2 separate regions of the Homo sapiens genome follow, and region 2 is linked to region 1. The links are chromatin contacts, found by Hi-C or POLR2A ChIA-PET in ENCODE. All regions are on one chromosome and are shown on one strand. The core of a region is the stretch at or near the end of the contact, and the rest is flanking DNA. Distances in the headings are between cores, read along the strand shown. Region 1 overlaps DERA (deoxyribose-phosphate aldolase). Region 2 overlaps DERA (deoxyribose-phosphate aldolase).

Region 1 (4,360 bases), core at 1,072-3,571:
AACTTCTAACAGCACAGTTCTAATACATCCAAACCCGCAGGCTGTCTACTGAGGCCAAGTACTGGGTAGCCATGGATGGAGATTCACAGGAATATGCAAGGCACCAGCACTGGGAACACAGCCTTGACCTGGAAAAAGGGAACTCTAGGTTCTGGTTCTGTGATATGGGCCATTACTGGATTCACAGTTGAAAACCATGGATAACAATTTATGAACCACTAACTCCACCAGGCACTTTATTAGCTGTTTTACAGTGCTTTATCCTAGTACAACCAACTTGATGTTGGAGGCCTTCTCTGAGTAACTTAACCACAGAATTAGAAGGCAATCACTGACAAAAAGGAAAGAACCAGCTTACGTGGCCTGACAGTCATCATTTAATTGATCTGAGCAGCAGTGCTAAATATAGGGCATAACAGTATAGAACAAAGCAGGAAACTGGATTCCAGCTCCAACTCTGTCACTATGAAAAGATGAGGCTGGTCGGAGAAGGTTTCAACAAGCCGACAGACCTGCCCTGATAGATTAGTAGAAATTAACTGAGAATCAAGGAGAAGACAGACATTTCAAACACTGAGTATAAAATGAAGACCAATTTGGGAATGGTGACAGCCTGTTTCCAAAACAGTAACAACGGTAAAAGTTACATGTGGGAGTAAAAATATGGTTGCATGGGTATACCGATATGAAGTCACAGAGAATCCTGAAATTCAAACTCTAGACTTGAAATACCAGTGGATCACAGTCATCGATTTGATCAGATTGGTGTATAAGATAGACTGGAAAAAGGGAGAAACTATAGCCAAGTTTCTGCCAATTTGGTATAACAAACATTTACTTATTTTAAAATCTAGGAGGAAAAAATTAATTTAATAAAATAGGAAATGGGAAAAATAACAAAATCAGAGGATCAGTGTGGAAAGTCCAATATCTAAGGAGTAGGAATTCCAGAAACAGATAATTTAAAAAAATGACAGGATGTGGAGAAAAGGGAACCTATGTTCACTGTGGCTGGAAATGTAAGTTAGTATAGCCATTATGAAGAATGGTATATAGAGGTTCCTCAAAAAATTAAAAACAGAACTACCATATGATCCGGCAATCCCACTACCGGGTATATATCCAAAGGAAGTGAAGTCAGTATGTTGAAGAAACATCTGCTCTACCACGTTCACTGCAGCACTATTCACCATAGCCAAGATAAGGAATCAACCTCAGTGTCTGTCAATGAAGAATGGATAAAGAAAATGTAGTAAACCTAAATAACAGAATACTATTCAGCCTTGAAAAAGAAGGAAATCCTGTCACTTACAACAATACAGATAATCCTGGAGGGTATTACATTAAGTGAAATACCACATAAAGGGTTCACTTAATATGTGGACTCTAAAAAAGCTGAATTCATAGAAACAGAGTAGAATGGTGTTACCAGAGGCTGGAGAGAGACGACTGGGGAGATGTTGGTCAAAGGGTACAAAAATTTCGGTTAGAAGATCTATTGAGTTCAAGAGATCTACTGTACAATATGTTAACTACAGTTAATAACAATGCATTGTATTCCTGAAAATCGTTAACAATAGACTTTAAATGTTCTCACCACATATTACACCTCAGTGAAATTTCTTTTTTAAATTATAGTGAAACTTTTTTTTTTTTAAACAGGTTCTCACTGTTACTCAGGCTGAAGTGTAATGGCACAATCATTGCTCACTGCAACCTCCACTCCTCCCAGGCTCAAGCAATCCTCCCACCTCAAGTAGCTGGGACTACAGGCATGCACCACCACACCCAGCTAATTTTTGTATTTTTTATGGAGATGGGGTTTTGTCATGTTGTGCAGACTAGTCTCAAACTCCTGGACTCAAGTGATCTTCCCTCCTCGACCTCCCAAAGTGCTGGGAGACAGGAATGAGCCACCATGTCCAGCCAACAAATTATAGTGAAACTTTAAGGTAAAGTATCATATGGGTTCATACATTCTTGTCAAATATGGAAAACACACACACATATTTACACACCTAAAGTTGTGAGTTAATCCTTGAACTAACAATGCTTTGGAAAGCTGTCATCTAAAAATCAGTTCTCTTTCATGCTTTTCAGTCAAATTAACATCTTGGATAAATTTGGTAACAGACAAAAGTTTTCATATCACAAGATGGTTATTGTCAATATCTTGGTTACATTATTATATGCTCTTAGTCCATTTTGTGTTGCAATAAAAGAATAACTGAGACTGGGTAATTTACAAAGAAAAGGGGTTTATTTGGCTTACAGTTCTGTAGGCTGCAAAGTTCAAGAGTGTGGTGCTGGCTTTTGGTAAGGGCTTTTCTGCTGAGTCATAACATGGCAAAAGGTCAAAGGGGAAGCGGACACGTGAAAGGTAGCAGGTATGTGCAAAAAAACTCACAAGATCTTCCTCAAGAGACGAAGCAACAGAAGAAAAAACAAGGAAGCCAGATTATTTTTAACAACCCACTCTCATGAGAATTAATCTATTCCCAAGAGAGCAAGAACTCACTCACCCACTCCCTCCCCAGAGAGAGCATAAATCTGTTCACATAAATCCACCTACATGACCCAAAGACCTCTCACTAGGCCCCATCTCCCAACACTGCCACACTGAGGATCAAATTTGAACATCAGCTTTAGTGTAGACAAACCACATCCAAACCATAGCATGCTCTCATGAAGATAACTCCATAAAAGACTTAATAAAGCACATTTAGATTTCCAAACATGTAGTTTTTCAACTTAATGTACTCTGGGAAAACTTCTGATGACAGTTTTGTCAAGCACCTAAATGTGCCTAACTTACAGAGAGAATCATTACACCTTAGAGAAATTCATCAAGAAGCTGGATAACTTTGGCCCCCTGTTGGGTAAAGAGTCAACTCTCAGTGCTTTGAAAAGATTTAATCAATTATTCTAGGAACCAAGCGCTTCAGAGAAAATCCACTTAACTCTTTCCTCTCAATGAAAACTACTAGATGAAGAACTTTCCAAAATTAAAATTTTAGAATGTCCAATAATGCTCTGTTACTTATTGAATTTATACTATCGGTCAACTGAAAATGTTATTCCTAAAGCTGCTATTTATGCTGGATGTTGTGCTAGTCACGCAAGTTAGAGTGACTGCAAGAATACTTGCATGCTAAAACAGATCCGCAAACAATAAATCCTGTGAAAATATCCTAAATATTATTTATATCTCCATAATAGAAAACACTTAAAACAATTTGAAAACTATTTCATTTAAATTTAAATAAGTATATTAAGCTCTCAAAAAAAGAAGAAACAATTAATGGAACTTGAAGATTATACAATATCTGTACCTATTTTTCCTGAAACTTACTGCCCTATTACCACAGCTCAGTACTCAATGTCCTACTCTTACCACAAACTACCCCACTTAAGTCTCATTTCAGGAAAAAATCTATTTTTGGTCATTTATACTTTACCATGAATTTAAGGTAATACAAGACCTCTCCCAGGAACATTTACTTTTCATACAAACTATGAAAAGCATATCTTATGAGGGGTGTTAACAACTTCATTTCCTGAAGTTTGTGAGTTCATACTATTCCTGATGCCTAATTTTTTAAGCAAATATTTTTTAAATGACCTACTGAGAATTATAACAGTAATTTTGCTATTAAAACTTATATATTTAAATTCTGAAACCAATGTCTATTTTGGCAACGACAAAAAAGTGTTACTGTTCTTAAGTAATAGTGTATGAACACTTGTCTATGATTATTTATCTAAAATAGTCATAGGATGGTACCAATGAGACTTATCAAATAAACACCTACTCTGTTATTTGGCTATTGATTAATTTTAAAGATGCTGATCAAAAAAGAATCTGAAAAATAAAAGAACTTGGGATGGATAAATTCCCTCAGGAAGAAAAAACAATTGATAACTACCCTTTAATCACATTTCCATATGAAAGAAAATCAGCATAAAGGTATTGAATACGTGTCTAGTTTCAACTTCCATTATATCCTAGCACACATTGAGGCTCCAACTGCCTACACTCTTTGAATTTTTTTCCCTCACAACCTCATGTTATATTCCAGTCAGCAAATACCCCTGTTCACAATTATTCTTTAGCTTTAAGGTCAGAATTTTCCAACATTCCTAATATATTTTGAGTAAAGGGAAGGGTCTGTAATTCTTATTGTGGCTCACTATATTCTAGGCACCACGCCAACTGCTCTACAAATAATACCTCATTTAATCTTCACAGTTACTCTATGACCTAGCTTTTATTCACTATTTTTTACTTACAAAACTCAAAAATTATAGGTAGAAGAACCAGGATTTGAATGCCCGTCAGTCTCACTGAAAGTCCAATCTC
Region 2 (4,670 bases), core at 730-3,229, 47 kb before region 1:
TGATCTCAGCTCACTGCAACCTCCGCCTCTGGGGTTCACGCCATTCTCCTGCCTCAGCCTCCCGAGTAGCTGGGACTACAGGCGCCTGCCACCACGCCTGGGTAACTTTTTGTAGTTTTAGTAGAGACGGGGTTTCACCGTGTTAACCAGGATGGTCTCGATCTCCTGATCTGGTAATCCGCCTGCCTCAGCGTCCCAAAGTGCTGGGATTACAGGTGTGAGCCACGGTGCCCGGCCCATAGGAAGTAGTTTTATAAACATACAGAGTAAACCAAGCAGGAGGGAAACATTCATAATAAGGGTTGGGGTAAGCATTTCTTAAAGCTAAAATGAGAGTTCTATAATTCACAGGCTTAGTAAAGTACATTTAGAAAAATGAAAAATTAGTCTCAGTTAAAACCACAAGTTATAACAGCCAAATAAAGCTTGCCTTCTCAATCACAGAAAACATGAACTTGAAGCTCAGAAGTGAAAAATGAAGAGAAATGAAAGCAAATATTCTATTCCAAGATGCTCAGTAAGTTTAGAAAGTTTGTTACCACTGAGAGATGGTACCCACAGAAGGTTCAATAAAGAACAGACTATTTTCACAGATCCTTAATAACGTGCAGTTCTGAGTACTAGGGATGATCTGAGATGCCACACCACCTACCTTACCCTGCCCATCTACCTAACCTGGGAGAAAATCATCCTACTTATGCCTCCAATATGACAACCTGTGTAAGAATGTTAAAAATAGTAATAGACTATGGAGCGAAAAAAAAAATTATATTCTTTTAATTCAGAGAATGAATTGGATGGAATGACATTTCTTAAGTTATTGAATCTAAAAAAAGAAACTTGTTTTCTAAGAACAAGTGACAAGGAAAATCTTCTGATCTAAAAATCCAAGAACGCTAATCCAAGTTAACTTGTGATTTAATTAATGATTTTCTTCCACAAAATAGTGTTGTCATTAAAAGCAGGCTTTAGAGTAGGACAAATGCAGATTTAAAACCCAACTCCATCATTTCCTGTGGGACCTTAGGCAAGTTATTTCTGTCAGCATCAGCTCCATCCTTAAAGTGTCAATAATATTTACTTTACAGGGTTACCAGGAATGAGAGAGAGATATACAAAGTACTTTGCATACTGCCTGACATGTTATAAGCACTCAAAAAGTTTAATTATTAAGTTCAGAATTCTAGTAAAATGAATTTCCACTAAGTGTTGTGTTATAAAAGTCAAATCTTATTTCATGGCCTGACCCAGTTCCAGTAACCAAAGTTCTGTTGGATTACTGCTTACAATCAGTGAGCCATCAGACAAGGCTGGAAAGTATTTTATTACAGCAGTTGTTAAAGTGAACTTTGGCCTGTAAAACAAATTCTTAAAACACTGATCACGACCATATTTGTGAACAAAAAAACACCATCCTTTTTCTAGAGTACTACCTTCTGATGCCAAGTGAATTTCTTGAAGTATAGTTAAAATTAACCACGAAAACCAGAGGTATTTTATGATTCAGTCATTTGGAAGTTATACTCTTTAATCCATGATCCAAACAGAATGAACTGCAAGTGGTCACTTAGAGCATAACTGGATTTACAAATATGCAACCAATGTCTTCTCATTCTTTAACTGCCAATTTCTAAAATCATTTTACTGGCCTATTTTACCACATAACAGGATCAAGTTTTTCTGAGAAAATATCTTAATCTTTAAGGTTCAACAGGTGGAAAGTTGTCATTTCTTTCTGTTACCATTCTGCCCAAAATATATCAGAACAATTAAATCAAAAGTTATACCAAATCTGGTCTTTTTAAAATGTGACCTGGGCTCTATCAAGTGATTGCTTCTACTCAGGCCTTTGAATCTTAAAGAGTGAGGCAAAGATGAAAGAATAGTTAGATATTTTCTTTATTATTGTGGCATCAGCAATAGCAGGAGATCCAAAAGTCCAGTGTCCCAGGGGCCAGCCACCAGCCAACAGTGTGGTACCTGTGCTGGCCAGTAGGAGCAGCACCAGCAGTGGCCCTGGGCCCAAGCTCTTCCTGTGGCACAATCTGACTGTGTTCTCTGCTCCTTATTCCCTCATGGTCCTGCTTTTTTTCCAAGCAAGGCTTCCTACTTATTCAGTGAGCTTCTTTATGTCTTCCTAATATAATAAATTCCCTTTCAGCTTCACTTAATCAGAATTGGTTTTCTTCAACTCATGAATATTTACTGAAGAAGTATAGTATTGTAGACAAAAATGTGGATTCTCCTGAGTATATGGATTCACACCCCAACTTTACTACTAGTTTATTGTTTGATTTGGGTAAGTTACTTAACTCTAAACCTGTCCCATGTTCCTCATTTACAAAATGGGAATGATAGAAGTATGCACACCTCACGGAGTTATTTTCAAACAGGTTAACACACACGAATAGATAAGGACAATATCCAGCACATTGTTCATGCTCAAGGAATGTCAGTTCCTGTTTTCAAAGTTGTTGGTGGCAGCAGTGATGGTGTTCCTGTTATTATTCAGTGCTTATCAGGCTCAGATTACAGAGGGACTTACAAAAGCAGAGGACACCATGATCTATGTTCCTTGAAGAACATAAAATAAAACCTCTTTGGGCCCCTAAAAAAACAGTCTGGGGGAAACGGCTTACTATATATCACAAACAAGTTTGTTTTTAAGCTAAGAACCCATGCTACTTTGAATAGCACAGACTCTTGAGATAAGACATTTTTGCTACTTGCTAGTTGTGTAAACATTTAGGAATTATTCGATTTCTCTAAGCCTAATTACTTAGGGAGGCTCAGTTTGCTCACATATTTTTGTGATGATTAAATAATATATGTTGCTAGAATAGAACCAGGCATTTAGTAGGCAGTTAATCATTCAATACTAGCTTCCCATATTTTCCCTTATACACTTCCAGAAACCCAAAAATAACTTTAACGAACAAAAAATAGCAAGCACTGTCCTAATACTTATGAAAGCACAACTAGAATTTGCCAGTCTTACATATAAGAAAAAATAGACCACTTCACTCCAACACAAGCCATAGAAACCACAAAGAAGCATTATTAGTGTTTAGGTCGTTTTGAGGACTTTGACAGTACCATGATAGACACCTCAGAAACTAGATGAATGACATATGCTAATCAAAGTGGCTTGATGGCTGAAATGTAACCCAGTCAATCTCAAATTATGTCCTTTAACAAACTCAGCTGACACTTTCCTTTCAATACAAATAAGCCAAACAATGGAAAAACGAATGAGCAGGTTTTCCCCTATGTTGGTAGGAAAGGACAATGGTGGGGTATGGAGTTATTATAACTGCTGCTAGACCACATACACAGAGGAAATTACAAGTGAAGCAATAAGTTCAACAGATGCCCTTTCCAAAAAATTTTTCATGAGGAATAATTACTCTAAAGGATGAGAAATCCCCTACGTTTTCAAAGCCTCTTCCCTCAAAAATGCTCAGTGTTCTCCACACGCTATTTAACCATCCATCGTGAGACAATTTGCAGTTACCTCCACACTTCCCATGTGAAGCATGAGATGTAGGCTGGGTGCAGTGGCTCACGCCTATAATCCCAGCACTTTGGGAGGCTAAGGCAGGTGGATCACCTGAGGTCAGGAGTTCGAGACAAGTCTGGCCAACATGGTGAAACCCCGTCTCTACTAAAAAAATGCAAAAAATTAACCAGGCATGGTGGCAAATGCCTGTAATCCCAGCTACTCTCTGGAGGCTGAGGCAGGAGAATCACTTGAACCTGGGAGGCGAAGGTTGCAGTGAGCTGAGATTGCGCCATTGCACTCCAGCCTAGGCAATAAGAGCAAAATTCCATCTCAAAAAAGAAAGAAAGAAAAGTGAGATGTGGAGAGATAAATGACTTGCTCCAAATCTTACTGTGGGTCAGTTATAGAACAGAGAGGAGGAGTCATGTCTTCATACGTGGAATAAAACTGTATTTCCTCAAAATTTTCTGCCTCTATCCCAGCACACACACACATGCATGCACGTGTACACTCACTGCAGTTACAACATATTCCCAGGGAAATACATTGCAGTGCTTCGAGCAACAGATTCGTCAAAACTCAGAACGTAGAAGGATGTCAACTCCCTTCTAGTTCAAACTACTCACTTGACAGATGGGCATTAGAATCCTAGGACCTGGTTTTCATTCTTCTAGGGGAAAAAAGCTGCATAAAATGAAAAGTTCCAAGGTAATGCAGAAACATAAGATACTAAATTTTGTATAATACACTAAAAATGATCTCTAAATTGCTCTTTGTTCCAAGGTAATTCAGAAATATAAGATACTAAATTTTGTATAATACACTAAAAATGATCTCTAAATTGCTCTTTTAGCCCCCTGGATGGGAAGAAAACCAGGGTATGGTGCTACAGTAGAGTTCATATATTTGAATCAGGACTTCTCAGCCCTTGCTTGGCCGCTGATTAGTGGTGTTACTTGGGAAAGTTACTGAACCTCTCCAAGCTTCATTTTTCTCCTCAAGATTAGATAGGAGAGCTTTATTTTTACAGCTCAAACCCTTCTCAAATTCTGCCAATAAATATAAAAGTATTAAAACGGTTAGGAAGGTAATCAATCATTTTTCCTTCAGATCCACCTTTGATAATAAGCACACGTAAAATGATGGTAAACGTTGACTTACTCTAAAA

Evidence for each region. Hi-C counts contacts between places; a loop is a spot of excess contacts on that map. ChIA-PET counts read pairs that join two places held with the same protein, here RNA polymerase II (POLR2A). Pooled maps may share reads with other maps.
Region 2: a map of G401 shows a loop between it and region 1 (6-fold over the local background). The contact joins two enhancer-like sites. A Hi-C loop is called at or near these places in 5 of 168 maps with a recorded cell type or tissue (Caco-2, G401, IMR-90 and 2 more) and 2 of 50 pooled maps. POLR2A ChIA-PET finds 5 or more read pairs at or near these places in 4 of 52 experiments (GM10248, IMR-90, MCF 10A and 1 more).

Annotation. Positions count from the first base shown.
Region 1 is chr12:15,929,937-15,934,296 of GRCh38, reverse strand. All of the region lies in intron 1 of DERA (deoxyribose-phosphate aldolase), which reads right to left. Among named protein-coding and RNA genes, the nearest start is that of DERA, 21 kb to the right of the region's middle. Within about 2 kb of position 2,321, at least 2 of the 41 ENCODE cell types and tissues checked have a DNase peak (open chromatin) inside an H3K27ac peak, as active enhancers do.
Region 2 is chr12:15,976,634-15,981,303 of GRCh38, reverse strand. The region is part of intron 5 of DERA (deoxyribose-phosphate aldolase); the gene reads right to left. Among named protein-coding and RNA genes, the nearest start is that of DERA, 68 kb to the right of the region's middle. Within about 2 kb of position 1,979, at least 8 of the 41 ENCODE cell types and tissues checked have a DNase peak (open chromatin) inside an H3K27ac peak, as active enhancers do.